Linked DNA regions of Homo sapiens: region 1 is linked to region 2. The links are chromatin loops, found by intact Hi-C in ENCODE. Cell type or tissue: A673. All regions are shown on one strand. Links, peaks and the distances in the headings refer to the core of each region. The heading gives the core; the rest is flanking DNA.

Evidence for each region. Peaks named below come from ENCODE experiments on the same cell type or tissue, not always from the same donor. Only the 100,000 strongest peaks of a DNase experiment are listed, where the experiment ranks them.
Region 1: it touches region 2 in a loop (4-fold over the local background); 2 of 110 quality-filtered maps call a loop at or near these places.

Annotation. Positions count from the first base shown.
Region 1 is chr9:2,454,605-2,471,093 of GRCh38, reverse strand. All of the region lies in intron 2 of LOC101930053 (a long non-coding RNA gene), which reads left to right. Among named protein-coding and RNA genes, the nearest start is that of VLDLR, 160 kb to the left of the region's middle. In A673, for the core only: no CTCF peak of the experiment used is centred there; a DNase peak (open chromatin) is centred at 9,033.
Region 2 is chr9:2,406,010-2,422,498 of GRCh38, reverse strand. The region is part of intron 5 of LOC101930053 (a long non-coding RNA gene); the gene reads left to right. LOC105375956 (a long non-coding RNA gene) reads right to left here and starts at 14,716. Exons shown (of 3, transcript XR_929433.3): 1 at 14,622-14,716; 2 at 13,611-13,679. RefSeq lists a silencer at 10,756-11,050. In A673, for the core only: no CTCF peak of the experiment used is centred there; no DNase peak of the experiment used is centred there.

The sequences.
Region 1 (16,489 bases), core at 4,966-12,965, 49 kb before region 2:
GCCTACCATTCTACTCTTTGCTCTTAGGGGTTTCAATTTTTTAGATTCCACACATAGGTGAGATGGTGCCTTGTCTTTCTGTGCCTGGTTTATTTCACTTAATATAATGTCCTCGAGTTTTGTGCATGTTGTTACAAATGACAAAATTTCCTTTTATCTTAAGGCTGAATAGTATTATGTTGTGTATATAGAACATGTTTTCTTTATCAGTTCATCCACTGATGGACACTTAGGTTGGTTCCATTTCTTGGCTACTATGAATAAAGCTGCAATGAACACTGGGATGCAGATATGGGGAAAAGGTATAGATTTAATATTCAAACAGACCTCATTTTTAATCTCAGCTCTGCTTCACATTAGCCTTGTGATTTTAAACATGTTTTACAGTGAGTTTCAGTTTCTTTATGTTTAAAATGGGTATCATAATAATAATTCCTGGCTTAGAATTATGAGAATTTTTATGATTATGTGGACAAAGTTTCTCCCACGATGCCCACACAGGATGGGAATTTCATAAGTATTTGTTCCCTTCCTCAATCTCTCCCCTTCCCCTGCCCCTGCTTTTTTTAAAAAAACAGAAACAAAAACAAAAAAACATTGCTCTAACCTAGGGGAAAAAGTGAGAAAGTAAACTGAAATACTTTTTTAGGACAGAAAAGCTGGCATGGCATGAATTGGTTTTATAGAGAAACACTTAAAGGATTTAACCCCCCCAAAACTCCATGCTCCTGCTCATTACTGAAAGCACCAAAATCCCTGGGAATTATAAATCCAAAGCCATTTGGCTCAGAATTTTACATGTTAAAAAAAAATTCATTTGCATTTATTTTGCTTCTTACAAAATCGTCACTTCCCATAGCTGTCATAAAATATCTACTTGCTTATATTTTGTGTGAGATTTCATGCTTAGGTGGTGTCTTGGTGTTTCTGTGACCCAAGCAAGGAGTTCCTGTGACTGTGTCACACTGCTTCTTCTTGACACAGCTGGAAATATGATCGCCTCAAGGCCTATCACAAAGGACTGGCCCTTTGCTACGGGTCAGCAATAGCAAGGAGTGTTGCCAAGACACAACACAAAATAAGACCTTTAGGTCTCCCTCTGGGTTTCTGGAACAGCTGTCTCTAGCTCAGCTGTTGAAGTTTCAGCTCCTTCATTGAAATCCAAACACATCTGTACCCCAGACAGGAAAATGCCTAATGAGTTGTTTTCCTCCATGCTGGCTCGTCTTGTGGTTTTTGTGCAGCCTTTAAAGACAGTGTGAGTGCTGAGGACCTCAACAGGTCCTGCCCAAGGATGGAGGCGCCACCCGGTGATGGGTCACTAATGTAGAAAAGTGTCATGACACCCGGATGTTCACAACCCTCAGGCTGTTCACAGCTTGCCATGGCTTTGAAACATCATGTGCAGCTCAGACAAATTCAGGCCTCACTTAAGTGTTATCCTTATGCGGGCAACCTGCATGCCTTCTCTTTCATCTTTTTAATGATTATTTGGCAGAATCCTTTTTTATTCATTTAATTTCAGAGCACAACAGGGATATTTATCCCTTTATTTATATGTCAGTTACCTGTAATTAAATGTCAGTTTTTAGTACTGTGACTTGCTGTTTTAGGAAATACTATTTCAAACCAAAATGTACTCTTTCTTTTTTTTTTTTTTTTTTAATGGGTGATTGTAGTGTCAAGCCAAACTTAACTCATGTTCTAGGTAGAAGAGGTAAAAACAAAAAGTTTTCCCTCCTTCACTATTAGATTATCTCTGCAGGTTCCTTTTCCAGACAGGAAAAACCCTTTCAGGGTAATGGAGACCCATGTTATGGGTTCGTGGAATAGAAGGTTCTTCCCTTCCTGGGAATGCTTCCTAGCAGTGCAGACTCCACGGTGGGCACTTCCACCATGACCTACAATCTTGAGGCTTCTCTTAGAACTTCGTGCTTCAGAATCACTGCAGCAGCGCCGGTTCTCCTGTACTCCTTCCTTCCTTGCCTCCTTCTTTCTTTATTTATGCTAACCAAATGCCATAGTTAACCAAGTCCTGTTCCTTGAGGATTAATTCAGATGTGTTTAGCCATTTATTTTAATATCTAATTCCATATTCTAAATAGAATACTACCTCTACGCACTTCTATTATGGTAAATAACGATTTCTCCCTTAAGTCCCGTTTTCCTCCCTTTATCCTTCCAGTTTATTACATCACAATTTTCAGGATTTGCATTATTCCAACAATGGAAATATTTTCTGCTGAGCCAAGGAGCATACTATCATTACAATTCCTTTCTTGTTCAATTATCCTTTTTCCTAGAGCTGATAGTTTACTCATTTAAAAAAATGACTTAGTTTTCTCTGTACGTGTTACTGTCTTTGCTTCCCCTAACATCCAGCAATATTCAAGACACTGTTTTCATCACAGTATCAGTGTCGCATTTAATTTTTTTATGATAACTCTATAAGGTAGGTAACTATAATCTGTATTTCACAGATGGGAAGCATGAAGCACAGAGAAATTAATTGGCTCACATAAGATGGTAAGTGGCAGAGCCAGGACTCGAACCCAGGCAGTCTGACTCCTGCACTCATGTTCCCAAGCACAAGACATACAGTATCTCAATGTATAACTACCTATATTAGCAGCTGTACCACCTAATCCAATTAGTTGAATTTTTTTTTTAATGGAGCTCTTCCTCCATATGTCTCTGGACTCTTGTATCTGTGTTGCTTGTTTTCTAAACCTGTGTACGGTTATCATATTAAGACTTATTTTCATTATTGTCCAGGGAATTTCTTTCATCTTCCTCCTGTGTTGATTCCTTATTTTCTGGATATTGTTTTGTCTTTCTTGCATTAGGTGAAGCTCATCCTTTAGAAGACTTCTTGAGAAAATGTGCATGGGTCAAGATTTCTTAAATCTTAAATGTCAGAAAACATTTGTATTTTTCCTTGCTAGTACTGAGTATTGACTGCCGTTTTATTCTTGATCATGTGTATGTGACCTACTGTTTCCTTTCTTGAAAATTTTACTGTCTTCCTGGTGTACTGAAGTTTTATGACAGAGCTGGGTCTTTTTGCATTTATTGTGCTAGTTGCTGAATAGGACTTTTCAATCTGGGGACTCACGTTCTTCAGGTCCAAAAAATTTTCCCATAATCTTTCTCTTGACATATTTTTTTCTAGATCCTATTGGTAGGATGTTGGGCCTGCTGCACTGGACTTTTAGTTTCTTCTGATTTGCCTTCTACTTTTTCTTAATGTTTTGAGATATTTCCTTACCTTTATTTTCCAAATCTTACACACACATGCACACATAATTTTAGTTATCATATTTAAATTTCTAAGAACGTTTTATTTTTTAAACAATAAGCTTCATTTATTTCTCTTTTTTTCTTACTAGCATCCTAACTTTAAGGATAAATAGCTTATCTTATACCTCTGAGATCATTAAACATAGTTTGATTAAAGTTTTCTTCTTTAGTATATTGTCTCTGTTTCTTTTGAGTTTCCTTTCTTCCTTTCTTCTGATTTGATGTCTCTGTCTTTTCTGCTGGAGGCTTTCTTGAAATGTCAGATAATTCTTGGCTATCTGTTCATATTTTAAAAGTTAGATATTAAAAAATGCCAATAGGAAGTCCTATGCAGTAGGACTTGGCTTGTTGCCTATAGGGCACACTGTGGAATAATTGGTGGAATTGGCTTCTTAATTTTGCAATCCCTATAGATCAGTACCTATAGGTCTTCATTACTAGAAACAAGCTATAGAAAGTAAAAACAAAAAAATTAAACTGCCATGGACAACCTAGTGTTTTTGTGTAAGTCTGTCTGTGGGGTAAAAGTGGATAGCTTTTGGGTGTGTACACCTCCACATTGCCTTCCATGATAAATAATAACTTTCACGTGGAGTTTACAAACCACCAGAATCACTAAGAGGACCTGTTATTTCTATGTGCCTTCATTTTTTGCTCTGTTTTTCTTCGTTGTTGTTGTTGTTGTTTTCTTATCGGACTGCTCTGCTGTTTGACAAAGAATTTTACCACATGCCAAACACAACGTTTTGGGAAAGGTCCTTATATTCCTATGTGGAATATCTCTGCGCCTGGGCATGGGGTGAGCAGGCATTTGGTGACCTCTCTGCTTATGTTGCCTGGTACCCTGAGGCGCTGGCAGAATTACTGTGAGGCCATTCACCTTGTCTCAGCCTGAAATCTACTCTGACAGGTTTATTGGCTCTTAAACATGTATCGAAGCAGAACGTCTAAACTAATATAAGGTTTCACTCATTTGCACTCTCCAGGGAGAGAAAGAGAGATGAAAACTGTGAGGGGTGAAACTCCACAGAAATGTAACTCCACCCCAACCCCATCCTTGCATATTTACCAAGAAATGGAATTTATCATTTCTTTCCTATTTTAGGTCTTTTTTCTGTCAGAGATTTTCTCAGTCCATTGGTATGTGAAAAGTACATTGAGGAAAGGTAATAAGATCATTCAATCAATAACTGCTTTATTCCTTCATAACATATTTGTTTAATAAGGGAAAATATTGAATAAGATATATAAGAAAATTGCAATCTTCTCTAGCTTTTCTAGGAAGTGGGATGGAGAAAATGGTTTGAATTTAAATAAAAGTGAATTTAGAGCAATAAGGAAAACCATGTAATGAAGATCAATACTAACATTATCTATTTTTTATTGATGAGAAAAATATAGCTTGGAGAGGTTGAATGACTAGGCACAGCTTACTCAGATGGTAAGTGGTGAAGTCACAGCTCAGTCTCAGGTTTCAGTTCCAAAGGTCATGTATTTCTATTGCACCAGTCAGTAGTCTACAAACCTGACTGACATAGCTTTCTAGCTCCACCTCCTTAGCATACTGAAATTCTTCTATGTGCTGAGGCACACAGAACTGCTGGATAAAACAAAACTATTTTGCATACGTAGCTGAAACAGAGACAGACAGGTAAACAGAAAGAAAAGAAAAAAAAAAGAGGAAATGTCCATGTGCCACAGAGAAGGAAGAATCTTATAGTCAATGTGGTAAATGCATGAGCTGATACCAGAACAGTACAGAGGATATTAGACATGGCTATAGGATCTAACAGCTATGGGTTAGGCTTTAACACACATACACAATAAAGGACTTAACCTTGGGCCTGTGAAAGGTGAGGACTTAGAACTGAAGACCTGCTTCCCTCATACAAGGGGACTACAAAACACATTGTTCGTGTACTAGAAAGCAACTGGTAAAATTCTCACTGATTAGATATCTGGATGAGAAAAAGTTCCCCACAATAAATGGAAATTTAAAAACCTGTGCTGGCTGGGCATGGTGGCTCATGCCTGTAATCCCAGAGCTTTGAGAGGCCAGGATGGGGGAATCACTTGAGGCCAGGAATTCCAGACCAGCCTGGGCAGCATAGCAAGACCCAATCTTTACAAAATCTCAGAGCTCTGAAATGCCAAAGTGGGAGTATAGCTTGAGGCAAGGAATTCAAGACCAGCCTGGGCAACACAACAAGACCCCGTCCTTACAAAATATAAAAATAAAAAAATTAACTGGTCTTGGTGGTGCACCTATAGTCTCAGCTACTTGGAAGGCTGAGGCAGGAGGATTGCTTGAGCCCAGGAGTTCAAGGCTGTAGACTTCTATGACTGAGCCACTGCACTCCAGCCTGGTGTTAGAGCAAGACTCTGTCTCTGAAAACAAATCTGTGCTGTGCATGGGTATTGAATCCAAATTTTACACTATTTGCATAGTACAGGAATCTCAAATGAATATATTAATGTAGATGTCATAATTACTTCAAGCAAGTAAAACTACTGGAGTTTCCAGAAGAATCAAATGTAAAACTTGTCTAAAATGATACTACCACATCTTAAAGTACACAGGGGTGCCACAGGGAAAAAATACTCTAGCTGAAAATAAGTTTACAATGAAAAAGAACAAACCAAAAAAAAAAAAAAAAAAAAAGATCCAAATAAGGGAGAGTCAGCAGACACATGTGAGAGAAATAGCACCCCCAAGAACCTGAGATAATGTAACAACCTAAAACTGTCTAGAAATTAAATATATTTACACTCATTAAAGAGATAAAGAGAGGAATAAAAACTCTCATGAAAAAAATAGGACTAAAAAAGAAAGGAACATCTGAAAAACAACCAAATATAACAATTCAAAATGAAAAATCATGAATAAAGTTAAACATAGTGGCCAACTTTAAAAGCAGATCAGGCATGGTTGAAGAGAGAGTTGGTGATATGAAAGTTGTATCTGAGGAAATTACCCAAACTGCTGCAGAGAAAGATAAAGAGGGCTACAATCCGAAAGGGAAATCAAGAGATATGGAAGATTAAATTAAAAGTTACAACTTAGGTCTAATGGAAATTGCAAAAGCAGAAAATGGTGAAGGGGCAATATTTTCAGCGAAAATGGCTGGGAATTTTCCAGAACTTATAAAAGGCAGAAGCAGATTGAATTTTCCAGAAATTATAAAAAGCAGAAGCAGATTCTCAGATTGAAGAAGCACACTGAGTCCTGTGCATAATATATAAATCTACAGCTAGATGCATCATATGAAGAGCAGAACAGTGAAGATAAGGGAATTCTAGTTGAAGAGCAAGTGGAGAGAAAAGACAGACAATATATGAAGGGACAATTATTAGAATAACAGGGGACATCAGCCCAATAGCGACCAGAAGACAAGTCTGACCAAACATCAGAAACACCTGAAAAGCACATTAAAATACAATGTAAAAACTCTTTTATTCCTTACCACCATGTACATAAGCACACATATATGTGCGTATACTCACACACTGATCTCAAGGCTTTAATTAAATTTACTTCCCAGCCTCTCCCATTAAAAAAATGAAGGGATAATTTCTAAAGCATTTTTTTCCCAATAATTTCTAGAGTAACCATGCTACATAGTGCCAGAAGTTGATCCCAAAAGAACAAGGAAAAGGAGTTAGTACAAACATCTTTGACCTCACAGTTCCATTTCTGCTTCCGTCTTCACTAACATATGCATGATTAGGATTGAAAGACATGTTGTTCTGGCTAGTAACTCCAGAATCCTGTGTGTTTGTATGATGAGATGAATGAATGACCCCATGCTTGTGGAACCTTTGGCAAGATATGCTTCCTATCTTACTTGATATTTCATATCAAATACAAAAGAACACCTTGTCCTGCTAGTACCAGAATTTAGTCTACTTTGCCTTTATAGACATCTGTTCTCAGACTAATGGTTGTTTATATAATTGCTATAATAAAGGATAATTCTGCATTAAAGTAATACTGGGTACAATTAGTATATTCATAATAGCCATACTTTTTGAACTAGTAGCAATATTTCCAGGAATCTATCTTAAATACCCCAAACATACACATACAAAAACCCTTTGTATTCAAAGATGTTCACTCCAGAATTATATATGACGAGCAAAACTCTGGAAGTCTCTAGAAGGGTTGGAAGGCAGTAAGATCTTGTTATATTGTTCCAGACACATATAGTAATGTATTTGTTTCTTGGCTTGAACTCCTCGAACATATACTTTGCTTTTCCCCTTTGAATAGAGAATGCTTAGATAAACAATGGTATATCCACATGACAGAACTATGCCAGTATAAAAATTATGCTTTGAACAGGCAGTTCAAAAAAAGAAGAAATAAAAATGTGCCGTATACACATAAAGAAATATCTAACCTCATTAGTAATAAAGGACATAATTTCATTGTCACCCACCAGAATACCACATAGTTTTTCTTTAATGATTAGTAATAGCCAGTGTTGGTGAAGTTGTAGAGAAATGGGTATTACTTTGCTGCTGGTAGTATAAGTTGGTATGTACTTTCCAGATAAAAACTTGAGAGTATGTAGCCAAAGCCCTAAAAATTCATGTAAATTTTTTTTTGCTGAGCGATTCCATGGGAAGTCTGTGTGTGTGTGTATGTATGTGTGTGTATTTATATTTATATATTTTAAAATTAGGACAAGAATAGCATTTCTTATATTATGAAAAATTGGGATATCTTAAGTGTCCAAAAATAGGAATTATTTAAATAAAATGTGATGCTATACAATGGGATACAGTTAGAAAAGATGTCCATAATACATAGGCAATAATAAAAATTACAAAATTAAATATAAAAAACAATAATTTTGTTAAATTGTTGACAAGAACACATAAAATGTCAAGAAAGAAATGTAGTAAGAATTGATAATGATTATCTCTGAGTAGTAGAGACAATGGTGGTTTTTATTTTCTTTGCTTTTTGCATAGCATTTTCTTTTACATTTTGCAATGAAATTGTAATATTTTAATAAAAATAAAATATAAACTTAGGTCATAACAAATTTTTAATAAGATGAGATTATGCCAATTATGGCAAAAGATAAATGTTGCTTTACAATTACAACTATGTAGGAATGTATACATTAAAATAAGGAAAGAAAGAAAAAAAGGGAGGAAGAAAGAAAAGGAATAAAGGATGAAAGGCAGGCAGGCAAGAAGACATCTCTTCCAACTTGTTTTCTTTGGCCAGTAGAATTTGGGGCAAATATTTTCAACTCTCATGAACTTTTATACTTTCTAATATATTACCAATTTTATACTTATAAAAACTAGAAATAATTTTATTTTTTAAATGTAAAATTGAACTTAATAAAGTAGCATATTTCTGTCATATTTTATTTTACCCACTTCTCTGCTGTATCAAATTTCCATTCTTAGTCCTAACATCAACTTTCTGGACTGCAACCAAGCCACCACTTTAGGAAAATTTACATAAAATATTCCTACTGAATTTATTATTTCAATCAGTGACAACGAGACTTTCTAGAATCCTCTTGTGACTCCAGCAGGGAGCTGGGCAGGATTAGACCTTGCTCATCTCCACTCAGCATTCCATCTCGGTCTCCAGAGGGGACGGAAAGCTGCTATGAGATCTTGGCACCACTTTGCAGACTCATGTTGTAGTGAATTTGCTTTTTGGCTTGAACTCCCCACACATATGCTTTCCCTTTCCGCTTTCAAGCAGAGGGCTCCTTGCCTGCACCAGTCTGGATGTCAGCAGGTGGCCTGCTGGCCCCAAAAGCTTTCTGCATGAATTACTGTGTGTGGTTTCTGCACATTGAAACTTGGCACCCACACATACACACACCTCCCTTGCTCCTTTCCCCTCTCCCCGCAACACTCTGTATTCCATTAGAAGCCATCCAGATTCTTGGCTTGGATATTGGGCCAAAGCAAGACTTTCCTCAAAGAATCACCTAGTTTCTATTTGCTAAGATACCATACCTCATTCCTGTTTCCAGACAAAGCATGCATTCTCGTCAGTTTCTAGCTTGTAGGCTCTCCTTCTCCAGTCCAGACTCCATATAACCACCAGAAAGAGTGGATCTGGTCACTCCATGTCTCTTGAATTTTCTGTAGCTCCCGTCACATTCAGGATTATGTATGTATTTCCTAGACGGTGAACAAGGTTCTTCATGATAGGATTCCAACTTATCTACTCAGCCCTCATCTTTACCACATATTTCCCACCTCTTTCTATGGCATAACAGGAGGTTTCTGGACTTGACCTGCTTTCTCACCCATCTCTGCTTTTCTACATGCTGTTCCTTCTGCCCTTGCACTTTGTGCCCTGGCCAATGCCTCCTTATCCTTCAGAAGTCCATTTGAGTGTCATTTCCACTGGAAAGCCTCGCCTGACTCCACCACCTTCCACTGTACCCCCATCCAGCCCAAGATACTCTTGTGCATAGCTCCTATGAACATGGAATAGTATTTGTCAGTCATCTCTGTCCTTCCCTGGATCCTAAGGTCCTTGCAAGAAGAGACTGGGTCTTTTTGTGGTTTTATTCTAGCATCTAGCCTAGCTCAGTAAATAGCAAGCACTCAAAACTCTATGCAGCAATTCTGCTCGTGGGTATAATCCTAATATTTGCAAGATATGTTCAAGAATGTTTACACAAGCATTACTTGAGTTAATTCCAAACAGAATATAATCTAAATGTCTACTACCTGTAGAATGGATAGTAAATCATGTCACTTTAAATAAATCCTATACAACAATGAGATTGAATGAATTACAACTACATGCAACAACATGAATGAATCTCACAAACATAACGTTGAGTGAAAGAAGCCAGACATAAAAGAGTCAGTGATGTATAATTCCATTCATATAAGCTCAAAAGCAGGCAAAAGTCGCATCCATGGTATTAGAAATCATGAGAGTAGTTACCTTGAAGGTATAGAGTAACTGATAGGGGGCAACTGGGACCCCAGTAATGTTCTATTTCTTGATTTGGGTGCTGGATACATGGACATCATTACACTGTAAAAATTCATCAAGTTGTATGTTTATGATTTATGCATGTGTCTGTATTTTATACTTCCGTAAAATTTTAATTGAGGAAAGTTCCCTTTGTGAAACATATTTCTCTGTGGCGTTTAGGATAGTGATGGAAATGGAGAGTGTGAGTTTGACTCAAATCCGTCGCCAGCTTGATTGATGCTCTTTTCCCCACTCAGAATGGTGCTGGATGGTAGAAAAGAAAAGTAAAAGAAAAACCATCTTCCTAGACAGAGTTTAGCATTTGCTTTAAGAAAGGTGATGCTCAATTGTGTCAGCAGGTGTTCTTTGGATAGTTTGATTTCTCAACTTGAATTTCAGAAAGTGCAAATAATTTGGAATAATTCAGGGTATAAATAATCAAGTTAGAATTGGAATTTTCCTCTTTTCTTGTTATCTCCATCCGTCAGCTCTTAAGGCTTCTGTCTTCAATGGGTATAAGCTTATTGGCTTGCACACATCAATCAAATCTGTCACAGACCTTATTGATTCACATATCACCGTTGCAGTTTAAAATTGGTTTTCCTCTTCTTGCTACAAGAATTGTGCTTAATTATCCAAATTAACGTCTTTGAGCTGGTGAAGTTTTTCTCCTCCAAATTTTAAGAGGTCTATAAATATCAGACTATGGGATATTTAAAAAATATACATTTTCTCTCTTTAAACAAACAGATAAATGTGGGTAAGAAGCCTGGAACCCTTGTCTCTGAGATAGCTTCAGCCATCTTGGCAGCTGCCTTCTGCAGCCTGCACATTGGAGCCAGTCCAGCCTTCACTGCCACAACTTGCCGGATTTCTCTCTCACATTCTGTAATAAAGGACTTTCAGTGTCTGCACAGATGGGAATTCTGCTGCCACCTTCTCATTTCACATTTCCTGCACTTTCTTTCCAAAGCACTCGCCTGCCTGAAATAGAATCATAGTTTTTTTCAGTCTGCGTGTAGGAATTTAGTGGGAGAATGGACAGGGTGTCTGTAGCTCCCTATAATTACCACACCATGAAGTAATTTTCCTAATGACTAAAAGGTACTTAAAGGATGCAGAAGGATGCTCAGAGGTTTTTCAGAAAATAGCACCCAATTTTCTTTCTGGGGATGGTTTGGGAGGGCCCATGAAGAGGCAGGATGTCATTGCTGATGGTGTGAGCCTTTAGGGAAGAGGAGGCAGGAGCCTTTGCCTGGCTTGCCACCTACTAGCCCCCTTCATGAATCCCCTGCCTTCGTGAGGTCTCTTCCAAGGGGATATTCCCCCTCCTCCACCTTTTTAAATTGAGATCCCACAAGGATCAATGTCCACGTTTCTCTCTGCCTAGTTGAATTCTCTCCATCCTTCAAGACTAACTCAAATCCTACTACTTCTGGGAAGCCTTCCTGAATGGCTTGAGCTGGAAGTAATTTCCCCTATGTCTGAACACAGAGCCCCTAATGATTGCATATTCTGGTGTTGCCTGCACACAAAGATAATTTACAGTAATAAAAACTAATGAAATAAATGACATTAACTGAGTACTTATGTGCCAGGCACTATATTTGCACTTTACATGTATGAAGTCAGAATTCTTACAGTGACTCCATGGGGTAGGTTATATTATTTTTCCCATTTTACAGATGAGGATCCTGAGACACATAGTAATATCATACCTCCCTAATCAGATCAGAAGCTCCACTTACCTCGTTGACTTATTGATTTGTCTCCTTCATGGCACAAAGCTCAGGGCCTTGCAATCAGTAATTGCTTGGCTAATATTTGTCTATTTATTAATGTGCTTAATGGAACTTGAGACCATGAAAGTAGAATTTGAAAAACATTTCTGATAGTCAGATATGCTTCTTTTCATCTTCTGTCAATAGGGGAGGACTGTGAAATGAAATGGGTGGGGTTGATAAAAAATCATCATATTAAAAACAAATCCTTAGTTAGTAGGCACTGTATGCCAGATGCTGTGGTAAGTGATATATGTTCATTACATTTCTTAAGCTCAGCTTTTCCCCCACAAAAGGATCAGAGAGAGGTTGCAAAATGCTTGCAATAGAATCAAATAAATAGATGAAGGCATTGTAGCAAAGGGAATATAACTGGTTTAAGTCAGAAAAATCCTGGGTTTAGTTATTACCCCAAAATGAATGTTCTAAGGATCCTCTGTTGGTAGGGAGACACAAATTTGGCTCTAAGATTCCTAGTGTTTGTGGCAAAAACAGATACACAATCAACTACAGCACCTACACACTAAGATAAAGACGAACCAGCTATTTGAAGATAGCACTCACAAATGTTGAATCAAACCATTTCTTCTTACAATTCTCAACATAGGCCATTCTCATCTTGTGGAAGAGTAGAATGGTAAAATCCATTCTAGGAAGAGGCAGACTATTGGGTTTAAGTATGCAGTTGAGTTTGGCTTAACTTACGCTATCTAAGAGCTGGATGGACTGTGCATGTTTCAGAAAAAAATTCTCTATAAATGTTATTTCTCATAACCACTGTATCATACTGTCCATGCCAGACAATCATCCTTCCCCTTTCAACTAAAACCTGCATAGGTGTTTTGGTATAACTCTTACTAACATCCTATAAAACTAGCATGCCAGGAATAGTCTTTGGAAAACCTAGTCCTGTAGGCAATATGGAAATTTAAAAACTGACTTTTCCATGGAGAAAATGAAATCCAAACTCCTTTGGGTATGGTCACAAAAGCACCATAAATCATATATGGTGCTTTTCACAACCTGACCTCAACCTGCTTTCTAGACCGAATTTATTGTCCTCCTTTTAGCACCTTCATGCTTCCTTGAAACCAAACTATATAGAATCTCATGAAAATACTCAGTGCTTTTACTCATTGAAACGTCATAGTTGCATCCTAGAAATCCCTCTTCTCTTTCCTATCTCCCCTTGTTTCTCTACCTAGCGGATCTTGAAGGGTATCACCTTTCCTGCAAACCCTGATTCCACCTAACAATCTTCCCCTTTACTAGATTCCTATAGCACCTTGCTTATATCATATTTTATTATCCTCCTTTGTTAGCATCTCCGATTTTTCTGCCAAACTCTGAGCTCCTCCGGGGTAGAATGTGTCTTATTTACCTTTGTATCCCAGCACCGGGGACATAGTCTGACCTGGATTCATTTCACCAAGTATTTATTGAGTGCTTCCTGCTCTCACAAAGCAAGTTGGGACAATTCTAATTCTAAGATGCTACATAAAAAAAGTGTTACTCCACAGGTGACCCACATATGTTTCCATTATTCTCTGAAGCCATTTGGTGCTATGCAGATTGATTATTCAATATTATTTGGTATAGAAAAGGATAATCTAGTAAACGGGTTGAACTACAAACTGAGTGCACTAAACTCTTTTTTCCCTAACTCAATATTTTCCGGATTTGAAAAGCTCCAAAGGAAGCTGCACCTGTATGTTGCCGTTTATTCCAAGTGTTTTCTCTTTTTGTGTAATATCTGTCATGCTAAAGAACTTTGCTTGTATTTGGCATGTGGATGAATCACTTCATCCACCAATAAAATGTACAGCCCTTACAAGTAAAACACAGCAACTATCCCAGGAGACCTTGACAGTATTACAGCAGAGCTAGGAGGTGGGTCAGAAAGAAAAAAAAAAAATGACTTCTTAATGACCTGACATGAATAGGACATTTAAGAACTAAATTACCAAATTTTACTGTCATTGAAAGGACCTATTTGAGTAAAGGTCACAGTAAGTATTGTGCAAATCTAATCTTATTTCTGGACTTCAAAAATCTTTTAATCATTCATCCATCACAAAAAGTAATATTATAGACATTCAGAGCCACATAAGCACTGCACAAATATGAGATATTTTCATAAATGGAATTTCAAAAATGTGTTGAGCAATGGAAACATTTTGGATATAGAAATTGGAAACAGTATTTGAAAAGTTACTTTACATCAGTTTGCTTATGGTTAATATTAACCAGTCCAACAAGGTTAATGCCATGATGGGAGGGGGACAAATCTTGAGGAAGGAATATTATCATCTTGCAAAGTATCTGCCTCAAGAGATACCTCTGTAATATTTTTAGGCAAAGAATAATGAACTAATTCAGGACATAATGTACCCAAAACCAAAAGACCTCTCTGACAGCACTTAAAGAGACCCTTTATTACTATAGGCAGAAGGCCTATTGGCTTAAAAATTAGTCCCAGGACCTAACTGAGAGAGAGTCAAATTGTAGAGAAGGCTCAATTTGAAGTCTTTAGGTTTTTCCAGATATTAGATCATATTATCTACAAACAAAGATAATTTGACTTCTTCCTTTCTAATTTACATGCCCTTTATTTCTTTCTCTTGTCCGTTTGCTCTAGCTAGGTCTTCCAGTACTATGTTGAATAACAGTGGTAACAGTAGGCATTCTTGCCATGTTTCAGATTTTAGAAGAAAGGCTTTCTGTTTTTCCCCATTCAGTATGACACTAGCTGTGGGTTTATCATATATGGCTTTTATTATGTTGAAGTATGTTCCTTCTGTACCCAGTTTTTATGTTTTTTTTATCATGAGGGATGTTGAATTTTATCAAGTACTTTTTCAGCATCAGTTGAAATTATCCTATGGTTTGTGATCTCCATTCTGTTGATATAAAATATATTACATCGATTGATTTATGTAGGTTAAACCATCCTTGGATCCCTGGGATAAATCATGCTTGGTCATGATGAATGATCTTTTCAATGTGTTGTTGAATTCAGTTTGCTAGTATTGTGTTGAAGATTTTTGCATAAATATTCATCAGGGATATTGGCTTGTAGTTTTCTTTTTTTGATGTGTCTTTGTCTGGTTTTGGTATCCTGGTAATACTGGCCTCATAGAATTACTTTGAAGTCATTCCTTCCTCCTCTATTTTTTGGAATAGTTTAAACAGGATTGGCATTAGTTCTTTAAATGTTCAGCAGAATTCAGCAGTGAAGCCATCGGGTCCTGGCCTGTTTTTACTGGGAGACTTTTTATTATGGCTTTGAACTCATTACATGTTATTGGTCTGTTCAGGTTTTGGATTTCTTCATGGTTCAGTCTTGGTTGTATGTGTCTAGGAATTTATCCATTTCTTCTAGATTTTCAAATTTATTGACTTACAGTTCCTTGTAGAAGCCACAAATGATTCTTTGAATTTCTGTGGTATTGGTTGTAAAGCCTTCTTTTTCATCTCTGATTTTACATATTTGGATCCTCTCTCTTTTTTTCTTAGTCTAGCTAATGTTTGTCAATTTTGCTTATCTTTTCAAAAAATGAAGTTTTTATTTCATTGATATTTTGGAGAAGCCAGCCATTTGAAGAGTAGCAGGAAAAGTGTTTCAGGCAGAGGAAAAACAACACAGAATCATGGCAAGGGAAGAGTTTGGCATGCTGAGGAACTACATAATGTAACTAGAGAAGCATGAGCAAGGAGGAGTGTCAGAATGATGCTAAGTGAATTTTATGATTGCCCCTATATAATATGTGAGAAAACATAGAACCATGGGAAGGGTAGTGGGGGTGAAGGGGTTAGCAGAAGTGGAGATGGTTAATGTGTACAAAAATTAGAATGAATAAGAACTAGTATTTGAAAGCACAACAAGATTACTATAGTCAATAATAATTTAACTGTACATTTTAAAATAACTGAAAGGGTATAATTATATTGTTTGCAGCACAAAGGATAGATGCTTGAGGTGATGGATACCTTATTTACCCTGATGTGATTATTATGTATTGCATTGCCTCTATCAAAATATCTCATGTACCCCACAAATATATACACCTACTGTATACCGACAAAAATTAAAAGCCAACAAAACAAAGTGAAAAAATTGGCTGGTTTCTCATTCTTCAGCTCTCACCTTATATGTGACTTCACTTTAGTCCTAGGGAGTTCTTCCTTCACTGTTCTATCTAAAGTAGATCACCTCATAAGCTTTGTCATCCCTGCACACTCTTTCCCTCATAGCATGTGTAACAATCTAATTGTCGCATCTGTGTGTATAAAATCTGTTGTCTGTACATACAGCTAGAATGAGACCTTATTAAAATGCAGTGCTAGTCCAGGGCCTGACACAAAACAGACTCTTAATAAATATTTGGTAATTAAACATCTGAATTTACTTCATTATGGAATTGTAGACCAT
Region 2 (16,489 bases), core at 5,093-13,092:
ATTGCCAGGAACTGATTTTCTGCCCTTCCTTCCTAACAGACAAGCCTTCCAGCCCTCCCTGACACAGCTCTTCCCTATCTCCTACTCTCTGGTCATCAAGCTTTTAGAGATGCCCTGGCCTTCTCTAGTTGCCCCAGCTGTATTTTTTCTTCTTGGGAATGCGTTGATTCCAGAGCCTGACTGGGAATAAATCTCAGCTCCTCCATTTAGCAGTTATGGGATTCAAGTTACTCTTACTCCCAGGGACTCAGTTTCTGCACCTGTAAAATGGAGATTTACCACCTTTCGTTCCAGCATTACTGATATTGTTTGGCTCTGTGTCCCTACCCAAATCCCATCTCGAAAATTAATCCCTATAGTCCCCACCTGTTGAGGGTCCTGGTGGGAGGTAATTGGATCCTGGGGGCGGCTTTTCCCATGCTGTTCTCGTGATAGTGAGTAAGTTCTCACGAGAGCTGACGGTTTTATAAGTGTTTGACAGTTTCTCCTTCACACGCTCTCTCTTCTGTCTCCTGCCATCATGTAAGATGTGCCTGCTTCTCCTCCTCTCATGATTGCAAGTCTCCTGAGGCCTCCTCAGCCATGAAGAACTGTGAGTCAATTAAACCTCTTTCTTTTATAAATTACCCAGTCTTGGGTATTTCTTTGTAGCAGTGTGAAAACAGACTAATGCAATTACCATAATGGGCTTTCAATTGATGAACTTGCATCACTGACTCCTCAACACGCAGCTGACTTCCTACTGTAATTGTTCACCATGCAGACATTTGTGGAGCCACAAGCATAACCATCATGGTATTTAAGATTCGTTCTGTATCTGGATTTATGCAGTTTATGAAAAATCATCAAACTGTCCTTATTATTGGTGTCTTTTTTCTGTATATATGTTATGCTTCAATAAAATATTTACTTAAAATTATTTTAGGTATGTTAAACTCACTACACCAGACAGGGCTTACCTTCTCACTCTGCTGTCTTTATCCCTCTCTCTAATTAAAAGGATTACACATACATCTGTACTTGTTTTAGAAGAATAACACAGAACAGCAAAATTTAAAAATTAAAAATTATCCATTTCCATTCCCAGCACACAGAGACAATCATCACTACTATTTTAGAAGGTGCATATCATATTTTACAATAAAAAAGAAATAATGTTAATAAAGTTTTATAACCTTTTGATATAATCTGCCTGTAAATTCCAGAATATTGTTTTTAAAGGCTGCATTATGTTCAGTTCAATGGGTATAGCACAATTATTTAACCAATCCCTACCGTTAGAGATATAGATGGTTCTGGTATTTAGCAATGCTGCCATGAACAGCTTTGGAGCTAAATCATTGCATTGCATTGGAGTTTCACTCCGCTCAAATTTCAGTTATTCACACCACTCCTTCCAGACTCCTTTAGGATTCTTGGTCTTGAGGGAATTCACAATCGCTTTATTATGCACTACATCTTCTGGACTTTTCTTCTGAAAGGTTTATGTCCCACTGAAACAAATAATGGGCTTGATAGAGCCATTTTCAAAGATAGGACGGGAAGGAACAGAGGCGCTTTGAATCACAAAACCCATTTGCTGGAGTAAGTGGGCACAGGGGACCTTAGGGCTCTCAGACTCCTGCCTTGCTGAGGGCTGATGCAGCTTAGGAGCCCTGTGGCACCTTACAGTGGTGTTTGCTTCCTGGGTGTTATTTGCAGTGTTTCTATGGTGCTAATGACTGCAAATTGCTAATGGCTGTGAAAAGCTAATTGTTGTGCAAGGTGTTTCTCTCTGTCCCAATTGCCAGGGGAGTGCACAGTCATGGTTAAACAGAGACTCATTAGCACCTCTGACATAGTCCTCCTGGGGAATCCTCAAAGCAGCCTGGAAAATAACCAAGTCTCCACCATCCAGAGCCAGGCGGCTTTGTACGTGGCCCGCAACAAAAAACAAGGGAGGCAAAGATCTAGGAAACACCACCCAGAAGGAAACAAAGGAAGCTGGAATGGTGTGTGATGTGCTTCAGCTGGTGAACTGAAGAAGTAGAAAGGACGTGGTCTTTGTAGGCAAGTTTCCTAAATTAATACCAATGCAGTGGCTAGGAAGTGCCAGGCACTATGCTCAGTACTTCACGGCTTTTTCTCTTTGAATCACACCCACTTTTCAGAGGACTACACTGAGGCTCAGAGAATGAATAATTCTGCTCCCCACCCCGCCACACACACACACACACACACACACACACACACACACACACGGAGAGAAAGAATTTGACTGCTAAACTTAATTCGTTATGTTCCCTAAATACTTCATGAAAGTTGGGCTGTTTAAAAAACATACTAGCAACAAGCCCACATTGGTGCATGAATGTTATTCTTCTCCTGTATTCCTATAAGTAAGGTGCAATGTCTCTGCTTCCACTGATATCCTGTATTCTAAGCTATCCACTTTAAAAAATCTATTTGGTTGATTATATATTATTTCCCTGTCCTTTGACTTGAGTTTAACAATTCCCCTGATAAGGCAAACTTAGGCATAATAATGTTTGTTTGAATTCATAGTGCTACAATTTTTACAAACTCTTTTTTTGCTTCTTTATAGACTCATTAGATTAGAATTTTTCAGCTAGAGGTATGGGCTTCAGAATGGCCTACTCCTTCCGCCACCCCCCAAGTTCTTTAAATGTGCCTTGAAACCTGTGCCTTCCCTTTTCCCAGGCACTAAAACCGTTTGTTGCTTTGTGCAACACACCAAGTTGTGTTTCCAACTCCACACTTTTTCAAAAACAGATTGAATCAAAAACAATAGAAATTGATGGAGTAGCTATGTCTGCAATTGCCATAAGACTGTTTGCTCGAGTTCATCCTGCACACTCTTTGAAAGACAAAGTAGAGGGGCCATTCCCAAAGGAATGGCAGTCTGCTAACACAGTACAAAGGAAAGAAACACTGGAAAGCAAAACACTGCCATTTACAGTCGCAGGAAAGTTGCCTGGACAACACAGAGACTCAGGGGATGAAGAACTGACCTCACCTGCCATCTTTCCCATCCTTTTTCCTGCCTCATTAGCTTAACAGAGATAGCAGGTGCCTGTATTGACTTGAGTATTAACAGGGCAAAGAATTAGCACTAAAGTTAATGTTAAACTCTCAATCAACTCAATTGATTCAATAATGAGATTTGGCGTGGTCAAAAAAATTTAAAAACAGAGGAGTTTACATTATTTCCAGCTCCCCAGGAAGCGAGATGTGCTGCTTACAGCTGATGAACTATTCCTGACAATTATTCTAAGTGGAAGACAGTGCAGTAAGAGAAGTTGATGCAAATGATGTCATCTGAAAGTTAAGAGAGAAAGCAAAGGGGCAAACTCCTCAATTGGTAAGAAAATGGTCCCTCCAGAGAGTCAATCCCATTTGGTGCTATCAGATCTCAGTCCAGGATGGGTTACTTCAACTCAGGTTGAGCACAAAACAGCCCCTGCCATTCCTGCTGGTCACCATGCACCAGAGCAAAATGAGGACAGCCTATTTCCAGTGTTGCTGAGCTGACAGTTGCCAATAGCTGTCACCCCCTGGTTGAAAAGACAGGACCGTCATGTGAGAAGGCCCCTCCCTTGCTTGCATGTGGGAAATGCAAGGTCTTCCTCCAGCAGCTGAGCTCAGGGTCAGAATAGGAGCAACCATTTGAAAAAGACTTCAGTAAGCTGGATGTATCTTTGTGGTTTCTTCTTGCTGGGAGTTTGGAACAAGGCCAAAGACATTCATAATTCCTGGAAGAACATCACCCTCCTGCTGTGTAAATGAGAACCATTTAGGAGAGAAACAATGGTAATCTCCTCCCCTAAATCTGTTCTCGTCCTGAATTTCTTTTTTTTTTTTTTTTTTTTGTGAAAGGCTCTACCTACCATCATTTGCCTAAGCCAGAAACTCAGCACTTACTCAATACCTCCTTTCCCTTCAACACAGTAATTCAATTTCTGAATCTGGTGGTGGTTTATACCTCTTTAATATTCCTTGCATTTTCTCTTCTCCCTTCTCACTTGTTCTTCCCTGGTTTAGGATGCTATCTTTTCTTGCTTGAATTACTGTCTACAGTAGTCATCCAAAGGTCTCTCAGCTCCTAGGCTTGTCACCCTTTACGCCACAGCATGACTTTTTAAAAATCCAAATCTGATCAGTAAACAGTCAGTTTACTGTTGAAAATATTTGAGAATGCTCCAAAGCTTTAATGATGCAGTTCACAGCCTTTAGCTTAGCATAAGCAAAATGTGAAGAGCAGACATTTTACCCATCTTGTTTTGGTAGAGTGTAGAAGCTCTTGAACCACAGGTAATGTCTAGTACTATTTTCTTGTGGTGGTAAGAGAACAGAGAAGGGCTACTCAGGTGCTGGCTATGTGGTTAGACATAAGAATTATGTGTGATAGACGTATGAATTATGGTACTATGAAGCCAAAGCTAGGGTGAGAAGTTCCTCTCCAACAAGAGTTATATTATAAACTGAATGTTTGTGTTCCCCCAAAATTTATATATTGAAATCTTTATGCCCAAGGTGATGACATTAGGCGGTGAGATCTTTGGGAAGTAATTACGTCATGAGGGTGTGGTTCTCATGAATGGGATCAGTGCCTTTATAGAAGGGACCTTAGAGAGCTCTCTCGCTGTCTTTCTACCACATGAAGTTACAATGAGAAGCTGACTATTTGCAACCCAGAAGAGGGACCTCCCCTGAACTTGACTATGCTGGCACCCTGATCCTGGACTTGCAGCCTTAAGAACTGGGAGAACTTAATTTTATTGTTTATAAGCTGCCCAGCCTGTATGGTGTTAAAACAGCTTGAACAAAGACAAGTTGAAATAAGATAATAGGATGACCAGTTAAACTTGAATTTCAGAAAAACAATGAATAATGTTTTTTGTAGATTAAGTATGTTGCATGTAGTCTTTGTTTATCTGAAGTTTGAAATAACTGTTTTTTTATTTGCTAAATATGGTAACCTTATACCATAGCATTGGCTGTAGGGTGGAAGACAAGGGTGAGGGGAACTTTCAGGAGAGTCTGTAGGGGAAAGCTAAAGGCCAATATAAGGAAAAGGACTGCCAGTTAAATACAGCAGATAAAGACACAGGTGAATGTCAACTCCATCCAGAAAATCTCCAAAATAATAGATAATAAAAAACATAAATTATGAAGGAAATGGGAATAGAACATGAAAGTAGATGATAGATTTCAAAAAAATTTGGAGATACAAAGTAATACACACATGGCAACCTACTTAGCATAGGGGAGAAAGATTGAAGAGGAGAGAAGCTGATTAAGCTGCAAAAATATGGAAAGTCTCAGAAATGAGGGGCACTGGGATCCTTAGAAGACATTGAGGTGGGGAATGATTAGTCGAAAATCTATATAAGAAGAGGGTGGTGCCTGATGCCTTCCCTACATCATGCTTAGAGGAGGTGAGAGGTTTACTGGGAATATGAACCTGAGAGCTCCCAGAGTTAAGCACATGAGGCAAAGGAGATAGTGGAATGCTGTGCTAAAAAACACAGTAATTAAATAAAAGCCTACCTTGTAAACGGTGAGATCCCCACTTCTGTTCCTATGCCGCTGGGTTTTCAGATGGCTGACATCCTGACTTAACAGAAAACCCACGGATATTTGCAAGCAATTCGCCAAGAAAATTATTGGTTTCTAACTAATCAAACCATCCCTGTCCAATGTACATAGATCATCCATTCAGCTTCGTAGTGACAGATTCTTAGCCAAAAAGAGATAGCCAGGGATGGCTAATAGTTAAGGAAAACTTTTCTAAAATGAGAGACCCCAAACTAAACAAACAAAAAAAAGGCAAAAGGTACTTGGAAGAAAGAAAGGGCCTATAAGAAAATTTCAAAAAATGTGATTACTGTTCTTGGAGAATAATATAACATTTTACATCAATGAAACAATAATGGGATGCTATTTTTAAAATACATTCAAAGCAAGAAAAACAGAGAAGTAAAATATAGAAATAAAACACTCAGTAAATAACTGAAAGAAAACGTTAAAGAAACCCCAGAAAGTAGAACAAATGATTAGAGAGATGATAGGAAGGACATAAAGTTAGATGTGTAGTGCAGAAGATCAAACATCTGTTTAATAGAAATTCCAGAAAGAGAAAAGAGAGAAAATAGAGGATGAAATTATTAAATAAGAATATACATCTCCAGTTTGAAAGGTCCCACTAAGTGCTTAAAACTGTGAATTTAAAATTAACAGCATACCTGTGTGAATGTACTTAATGCCACTGAACTGTACACTTAAAACTGGTTAAGATGGTAAATTATTTCATCTGTATTTTACCGTAATGAAAACAACAACAAAAAAACCACCAAGGTAGAGAGTCATTGATACCAGCGACACATAGAGGATCCCCAAAACTTTGAGGATCAATTAGGAAGAAAAGAGGACTCACATAAAATATCAAGAACCAGAAATAGCATTTGACTTCGGTCACAGTGAAAGTTATTAGGTTGGTACAAAAGTCACTGTGGCTTTTACCATTACTTTTAGTGGTAAAAGCCACAGTGACTTTTGCGCCAAACTAATAGAAATAATTGGGCAATGCCTTCAGAATTTTGAGGGCAGTCCAGGCGTAGTGGCTCACGTCTGTAATTCCAGCACTTTGGGAGGCCGAGGCAGGCAGACTACTTGAGGCTGAGAGTTCAAGACCAGCCTGGGCAGCATGGTGAAACCCCATCTCTACTAAAAATACAAAAATTAACAGGGCATGGTGGTGCATGCCTGTAATCTCCAGCTATGCGGGAGGCTGAGGCAGGAGAATCGCTTGAACCCAGGAGGCAGAGGTTGCATTCCCATCACGCCACTGCGTTCTAGCCTGGGCAAAAGGGTGACACTGCCTCAAAACAAAAGAAAAAAAAGAAGTTTGGGGAAAAATTACTTCCAGAGAACTCCACCTCTTGGCAAATTCACCTGTTTCTCGGCACCAAGTAGTGGTTAATAGTAAACTCTTAGGTAAATATTTGGTAGATGGAGGAATGCATGGATAGTCTTAAAGAAAAATTAATGTTACCCAAATTCGTAGCCACAGGAAGAGGTTTCACACTCCATATTGAATCTGGATGCAAAAAAAAAAAAAAGAGAGAGAGAGACAATTTTATCCTGAATCTCTCCCAAGTAACAAAATTCTTATGTTCATTTACTCAACAGGTATCTACTGAGTACTGTGCCCTACACTCTACTAAGGCCTATATCAGGAGTCCCCAACCCCTGGGCCACAGACAGGTACCTGTTGGTGGCCTGTTAGGAGCCACGCCACAGATCAGGAGGTGAGCAGGGAGCCAGCAAGCATTACCACCTGAGCTCTGCCTCCTGTAAGATCAGCCACTGCATTAGATTCTCATAGGAGTGGGAATCCTATTGTAAACTGCCCAGGCAGGGAATCCAGGCTGCGTGCTTCTTATGAGAATCTAATACCTGATGATCTGAGGTGGAACAGTTTCATCCCGAAGCCATCCCATCCCACCTCACTGGTCCATGGAAAAATTGTCTTCCACGAAACCAGTCTCTGATGCCAAAAAGTTTGGGGATCACTGGTATATACGGAATATTAGATAATGCATTCTGCCATTGAATGTCTTTAAGTTTAGTTTGGGAGAAGAGAAACATGTGTGTATTAAATCAATACTAGAAGCACTATATAGCAATATAAGAGATGTCACAATGCAAGATAAAATCTAGTGTCAAGGTAGAATTCCAAACAATGAGTCAAGAATGGGCAATTCACTATGGGCTAGAATACTCAGAAGAGGACTTACGGAGGAGGTAGGACTTGAGCTGACTTTTAACAGATAAGATTAGGTCAGTAGAGAAAAATGCAACATTCCAGCCAGGGAACAAAGAGGACAAAGCTGAGATTCAGGCAGACTCTGGATGGAGCAGAGTTGGTGTCAGGCATGGTGGGTGGTGAGATTTCAACTGGCAGGGACACACATTGAAGGGCCAGAATACCACGCCAAGAGGGTTGGGTTTTATAATGGGGAGCCATATGTGATGCCTTCCCTAAACTCTAGTTCTTCCTGATTATAACCACACAGAATCAGCAACTCCTTCCATTATATTTTCATAACCTCCTATACACATTTCCAATAGCCTACATATCATGGTGAATGATGGTGATCTGTTTATGTGGCTGCCTTCCCCACTAGGCCAGGAGATCTTGAGAGCCAATGCTTTCTTTACCATTAATGTTGCACTGCTAAGCACAGTACTATGGGCTTAGAACATACTTTTGAAGGAATAGAGTGAAAGAATGGTAGAGGCTGAGACAGACTCAGTGTAGGGAGAAATGTATGTTGCTGTTTCTATGTATCTCTTTCTGTCACCGCCTCCTGTAGTCACCAGAACTCCTCCTTATATCCTAGAGCTATGAAAACTCTAGTCCTGGGGAGAAACATGGGTATTTCATGCTTCTAACTATTCATGTGTCAGTCCAGAATTAGAACCTAAAGTAATCCCACCAGTCTCAGGCCCCATGCGATTATTTATTGACAGTACTACTTGACTCTGAGAATGACTGCCCTGTCCTGACACATGCTTCAATGAAATTGGTTCCCCAAATCCTGCAAAACAGCTTAATAAAGTAAACAGAACCCCTACCCACCCACTTCCTTTTGGCTCAAGAGAGGTCCCTCCTCTCTACATAAATATATATGGCTTCTCAATACTTCAGGCTTTAGCCTTAACTCCCAGGTTGGAGAATTGTGCTGCCAATTTAACATCTGTCAATTCCCAATGCCTCACCAAGGCCATCTAGCAGTAGGAGCCAAGTGTCTGCTTTAGATTTCCAAAGCAGCCTTCTTTGCTCTGCTAGGAGCTCTGCACACTCCTGGGAAGTCACAGGAGCTACATAAACATGGCTCAGGTGACGTTGTGCGTACGATGCTGGGAGGGTTGACCACATGATTTCTCAGCATCTCTAATTTCTGTAGTTACCACTGGAGGGGATATAACCTACATTCACTTCTAGACAATGTACCACAAAAGAGTCTTTTTAAAATATCTTAAAGATTAGTACATCATCTTGTTTTCCCTTAAGCAATACATACACAGCTCCTAGCAGTTACAGCTTTGTGAGTTCTATCCTGAAACGGTACCACAGCCAAATGTAATTAAAATGAACTATGCTTTGTTTCTCCCCTGCCTCCCACCTCAGAATTACTCCATATTTCTTTCCTTATGAATCAGGAAACAGCTGGTAAATCAGTTCATTCTTTTTATTCCTTCTATCTCAAGCTCAAGCTGGGAAGGCCTTGTTAGCATAAACTTCTTTTTCTAAATAAGTAGTTCTCTGCATTCATTCTTTCAGTAATGTATTGAACAATTACACTGAGTAAAAAAAGCTTTTCTTAGAAAGACACAAAAATAAATAAGACACAGTTTTTACCCTTGAACAGCGCATGAGGGAAGACAGACATAAATGAAGAATTATAATATAATGTGAAAAGTACTACTGTAGAAGTGTTTACACTGTGCTGGGGAAACCTAGTTATCACAGACGAGCCACATCCAGGAATGGTGAAGAAGCCATTTCAGAGGAAATAACATTTAGTCTGGGTCTTATAGTCAGGGGTTGCTGACGGGGAAGGACCTTCTAGTTCAGGCAAATAGTCCATGCATTTGTACGCTGGTGTAAAAGGTTTCACTAAGGGCATGTCTTAAGAAAGTTTAGTAACAATCAACTAATGGAATCATGATTTACTCACTGAAATGCTTAATTGAGGATGACATTCTTTCTCTTGGCCTTTTGGTCTCCTGGTCAGCTGGCTCTTCTCAGAATAAGGGACTTAATGACTTGATTACATGTTATGAAAGTTACATTCATAAGTGGCCTTATTTGTAAGGTGTTCATATAGTTTGCCCAGGAAAATACCATTTTATGCTAGTTGTCCTAGTATAAATGGTAACAGTGCCCTCTTTCATGATCAAATGTCTCTATGCTTAGATAGTAAATAACATGACTGCTCTACTTATTTGAAAAATAAAATGCATAAAATATTTATCTGACCAAGAGAATATGACTTTCTATTGGTGGATCCAATCATCTTGCTTCAGAGACCAAAAATGGTTTCATACTTCTAAGAATAAAACATCTTTTCCAAGATAGATTACTTATAGGCAGTGGGCAGACTTAATGAATAAAAAAGTCCTTCCAAAGCACATAACTCTGTAATTAGAAGAGATTTCTCCCCTGATTCTTTTGAGCTAAGAGACAAACAAACAAGAAAACCCTTGCCTCTTCTCCCACCTAGCACCATTTCTCATAGGCTAACAGAGGAGAATATTTAGTGTTTACAGGAAATGCAGTAGCAGGTTACCACTGAAAGAAATGCCCTTTGTCTTCCTTTTTCCAATGGGCTTTGTACCAAACAAAATGATTTCCATTTGCGACTAAGTCAAATGTCATTCTTCGTCCCTCCAGCTGGAAAAATGAATGGAATGTATTGAGAACTCAAGACCAAATGGCACAGAATATCAGCCCCCATCTTTGCATTGTCACCACAGGCGTTGAAGAACTCTGATTCTAAAATTTGATTCAACAAATCACAAATACTTTCTGTACCAGGCCTTGTGCTAACATGTGGGAATACAGTAAGAAATAAGCTGTGCCGCTGATCCTTGTATCAATCAAAAAAGACTACATTATGTTACAATAACGAGCAGCCCCAAAAAACAATCTTACATGACAAAGATTTGTTTCTCAGACTCCATTTCAACCATAAATCAACTAGAAACTCTACTCTGCATAATCTCTTTCTGGGATCTAAGCTTAAAAAAGCAACACCACCAGGAATGCTGTCAGTCTCTGTGGGAGAATGGAAAGAATGTGATGAAGCACACATTAGCTCTTAAAGCTTCCACCGCAAAGGCATATCATCTACTCACATTTTATTGGCCAAAGCAAGCCACGTGGCCACACCTAAATTTAAAAAGGAGAATGACAGTCCTACCATATGCTTCACAGAAGAGGAAGATGAAATAATTCCGCACAAACTTAATGACTGTGATAATCAATATGAGATTATATTTTGCAAAGGAAGATAGACAAAGAGCCTGGTCACACTCTCATACCTTAACAGAGAAGCTTGTATAGAACTCTGCTTGAGCTGAGCACTTTATGAATATGCAATCATAAAATACAATGCTCTCAGGAAATTTTTATAATAAACTTTTCTAGTGTTAAAATAATAGCAGGTAAGGACTACAAGAATTTTAAATGAATGTAAATGCATTAAAGTCAATAATATAATGAAAAACTTCATCTATCATAAAAAAGAATTGACAGAGTGATGGGGAATTAGTAACCACTTCCCCAAACTGAGATAGCAAGCTTCAAGAAATTATAAATAAATATGTTTCAAATGATTACAAAATTAAAGCAAAAAACCCATAGTGAAAGAAGAGGATGCTATTTAAAAAAAAAAAAAAAAAGACAAAGCAGATTTGGAAAAGAATCAAGTAGAAATTGTGAAAATAATAACATTAAACAAACCAAAATTTAAAATAAAATGGACAGAGAGAAACAGAGAAGATGGTGGATTAAAATAAAAATATATCAATAATTGCATTAAATATTAATGGAGGCTGGGTATGCTGGCTCAGACCTGTAATGCCAGCACTTTGGGAGGCTGAGGTGGAAGGATCACTTGAGGCCAGGAGTTCAAGACTAGCCTGGGCAACATAGCAAAACCCCATCTATATCAATAAAAATAAAAATAAATTCAACTATAAAAGTTTAAGATTATCAGATTCTATTTTTTTTTAAATTTCAACCTAATTATCTGCTGTACATTAAACATAAGGAAAGGGAATTTGAAAGTAAAAGAATACAAAAATATATACATGCACATATCAATGAAAAGCAGTCTAGTATAGCATTATTACTATCAGACAGCTATCAAAGTGTACTCTAAAGCAACAAATATTATTAAAAAGAAAGAGGGATATTTTATGTTTATGAAAGAGTCAATCATTCATGAAAATTTAAATGTGTATGCTCTTATTAAGAATTTCAAGGCCAGGCACGGTGGCTCACTCCTGTAATCCCAGCACTTTGGGTGGCCGACATGGGTGGATCACCTGAGGTCAGGAGTTCGAGACCAGCCTACCAACATGGAGAAACCCTGTCTCTACTAAAAATACAAAAATTAGCTGGGCATGCTGGCGCACGCCTGTAATCCCAGCTACTCGGGAGGCTGAGGCAGGAGAATCACTTGAACCCAGGAGGCAGGGGATGCAGTGAGCCGAGATCATGCCATTGCACTCCAGCCTGGGCAATAAGAGAGAAAGTCAGTCTCAAAAATTTTTTTTCAAAATATATAAAGAAAAAAGTAACAGAATTTAGCTCACACTCATTAGTATTGTTACTATAAAACAAAACCCCACAAAATAACAAGCATTGGTGAGGATGTGGGGAAATTGGACCCCTTGTGTACTGTTGGTAAAAATGTAAAATGGTGCAGCCACTGTGGAAATCAGTATAGTGGTTCCTCAAGAATTAAATATACTTCTGAGTATATACCCAAAAGAATTGAAAGCAGGATCTTGAAAAGATATTTCTACATCCATGTTCATCTCAGCATTATTCACAAAAATGAGAATGTGGAAAAAAAACCGAAGAGCATATCAACAGAAGAATGTGGTGTATACAAGTATATATCCATAAAATTGTGATATTTATATACAGTGGAATATTATTCAGTCTTAAAAAGGAAAAGAACTCTGATACATGTTACAGCATGGATGAACCCTGAGGACATTATGCTAAGTAAAGTAAGCCAGTCACAAAAAGATAAATATTGTATGGTTCAACTTGTAAGAGGTACCTACTGTAGTCAAATTCTTAGGGATACAAAGTAGAATTGCTACTTTGTATATATGTGAATACATCTCTTTGTATCTCCATGATAAAAGTTACCAGGGGCCGGGGGGAAAGGTACTAGAGAATTATTGTTTAATGGGTATAGAGTTCAGTTTTGCAAGATAACAAGAGTTCTTGAGATTGGTTATACAACAGTGTGAACGTACTTAACACCACTGAACTGTACAGTAAAAATGGTTAAGATGGGAAATTTCTCCTATGAATATTTACCACAATTAAGTTATTTATAAAAAAGAAATAAAAGAAGAAACAGAAAACTCTATAATTGAATCTCTTTGGTATTAATTATCTATTGCTGCAGAACAAATTGTCCCAAGACTTAGCTGCTTAAAACAATAAATACTGATTATTCAGTTTCAATAGATCATGAGTCTTGTAGTAGCTTAGTTGCATCCTCTGACTTAAGGTCTCTCCAAGGGCGATCTTATCTCAAGGCTCAGCTTGGGAAATATCTGTTTCCAGTGTGGTTATTGCAGTATTAAGCTCCTTGAATAATGCTGGACTTAGGATCTTATTTTTTCCCTGGTTGTTGACCAAAAGCCTTTTTCAGTTCTTTGCCATAAGAACCCCCACAAAAAGAAGCCCACCATATGGTGGGCCTACGTCCATCAAAATGAGCAAGCAAAAGCCCAGCAAAAGCATGAGTCTTTTAGCAGCCTAATCTTGGAAGTAACATCCTATCACTTACCATATTCTATTCCTTAGAAACAAGTCACTGGTCGAATCCACAGTTAGGGGGAGATGATCACAGAAGGACCTGAGTACCAAGAGATGAGGATTGTTATAGCCATGAATAGAAACTGTCCGTGACATTTCTCAATAGCTGATAGAACAAGCAGAGATAAATTAGTTTAGATTAGTGAACATATGAACAACAAGTCTAACAAACTTGAGCATGTATAAAATACTGTATCCAACAACCATAGAATATATGATTTTCAAACACGTATGAACTGTTTACCAAATTTAACTTTATGCTTCTCCATGAAGTGAGCCTGAACACATTTTAACAATTTAAATAATGTTTTCTTATCGCAGTGAAACTAGGCTAGAAATCAATCATGAAAGATAACTTTATTGTCCCTAAATCTTTTGATATTAAGCAATATGCTTCTAAATATCACACAGGATAAAAAAAAACAATGAATTTTAGAAAATGTTTTAACTGGATAATAATGAAAAGTGGACATATCAAAACTAAGGCACTTTGGGAGGCCGAGGCAGGCGGATCACGAGGTCAGGAGATCGAGACCATCCTGGCTAACACGGTGAAACCCCATCTTTACTAAAAATACAAAAAATTAGCTGGGCATGGTGGCGGGCACTTGTAGTCCCAGCTACTCAGGAGGCTGAAGCAGGAGAATGGCATGAACCTGGGAGGCGAGCTTGCAGTGAGTGGAGATCTCGCCATTGCACTCCAGCCCGGGCAACAGAGCAAGACTCCATCTCAAAAAATAATAATAATAATAAAAAAACTAAGGAGATATAGCTAAAGCTGTGTTTTAATATAATTTTAAAGATAAACAATCTTAAGAACAACTAAGCACAGAATGCAGTAATGAACCTTAAAACTTCAATATACTAGACATAGCAACAATAGAATTCAATAAATAAATACTAAACAAATATTAAAGTAATATCTGAAATTTTTTAAGGAAATAATGGTTATCCCATGATTTCAAAGACATCAAAAAATTACCTTCAAGAAATAACAGCTAAATGACTGTAACAGGATCTTTGGGTGTTACTTTTCTGGCCGGAAACCTCTGTGGCCAGTGATGCCTTTACCCAACCTTTGCTTGGGCCTGCTGGGCTCATTCTGCCCACTCAGCTTAACAGGCTGCACTCAGCTTACGCTACTGGCCTGGATCCCACGCCTACCACGGGTGAACCATGTGGCAGAGTGGCAAGGGGTGTGTGAGCAAGCATGAGGTCCAGCCACTGCGCATGGTTAGAAACACTGGCTGCTGCCATGTGTGGGCAGTTCCAGGTGCCGGCACAGGCACTGGATCTCTGTGAGGCTGCAGCAGAACCAGGTGCATTGCAAGCATTTTCGCCAGTTGGCACTGGGGAATGCAGTGGTGCTTGGAAGCTTGGAGATGCTGGGAACTGCAGGGCTACAAAGAGAGAGTCGCATCCCTGGCTCAGGGAGCTCCCAGGTCTGGGCTCCCCAAAGGGCTGCAGCTCTTCTCTCCTTCTCTTTGCCCCCAACATGGTGAGGAAGGGGTATGTTTCAGCCCTGTTTGTATTAAAACTCTTTTAGTCCTGCTATTTAACGGGTCCCAAGTTCTTGTACTGTGACCAGGAAGAATGAGGCACTCAGACAAGTGGAGGGTGAGCAAGATGAAGAGGAGCTTTATTGAGTTATAGAATAGTTCAGAGGAGACCGCAACGAGTAGCTCCTTTCCAAAGTCAGGGTGTCCTGACGAATGTTTAGCTCTTAGCAGAGAGGAGGCCCTGGAGTGGGTTATGCCTTTCTGCAGCTGGTAGTCCCGACGTCTCTGCAAGTTTCTGAAGCTCTCAGCAGAGAGAAGGCCTTAGAGTGGGTAGCTCCTCTCTGCTGTTGGTCATCTTGACATCTGCTCAGCTCTGGCTGAACCCAGGGTTTATATGGCCTCAGAGGGGAGGAAGTGTGCACTGATTGGTCCATGAGCAGCCACCGGTGCCCAGAAAAGGCACCACAAGCTCCCATTCCGTTGGTGGGACTGGCAGCCCAGCCCCCAGCCTTCAGGCCCTCCCTTGCCTGAAGGTGGGGCTTCATGGGAACCTGCCCCCTTCCACCCAGGAATCTGTCTGCCTCTGCTGCTGTTCATGGCACCTGGGCTGAGCCAGACTTTGCTTTGATGGAGCAGGTACTGACAGCAGGGAGAAGCCAGGCAGTGGGAGCTGGCACCTCTGAGCCTGCAAGGGCATGGGGACCTTCTGGGCCCCCAAAAGTGCAGGGAGGTCCAGGTCTGCAGCCATAGTTTGGGCAGCTGCGTCTGTACCTGGGAAGGCAGGGCTCCTTCCTGCTCCTGGCCCCCCAGTAACACAGCGAGACTTGGTTCTGCATCCATGACTTGGGCAACTGCAGCCGCGCTCAGAGGGCAGGGCTCCTGCCTGCTCCCTGGAGTGGGAGGTCGGCTCTACAGCCATGGTTTGGGTGGCTGCAGCGGCCCCAGGGGACATCCCACCCCAACTTGGAAGGGGCGGGGCTCCCACTTGTGCCCACCTCCCACCAGCTCCACGGAGTGTGCAGCCCTGGCCATGCCTCCCTGCTGCTGCAGGCGTGATGGCAGCAGCTGCTGCAGATGCTCCGCCACTGCCGCCATTACCGTTCAAGAGTTAAAGTGAGACTTCTTTTTCTGGTAATACATTTGACTTTTTCTGGTATCTGTAATAACCTTTATAATGCTGAGAACTAAAAATGAATGATCAAATATAGAAAACATCTTTTGAAAATGTTTAAGAGGTAAGAGGAAAGGAAAAATAATTATCAGGACCAAATCTAAGGGAAGCTGGGAGCCCAGAACTCAGAGAGATTCAAGAGAAAGGAGGAAGCTGCTTCTGCCTTGAGGGCATGTATCA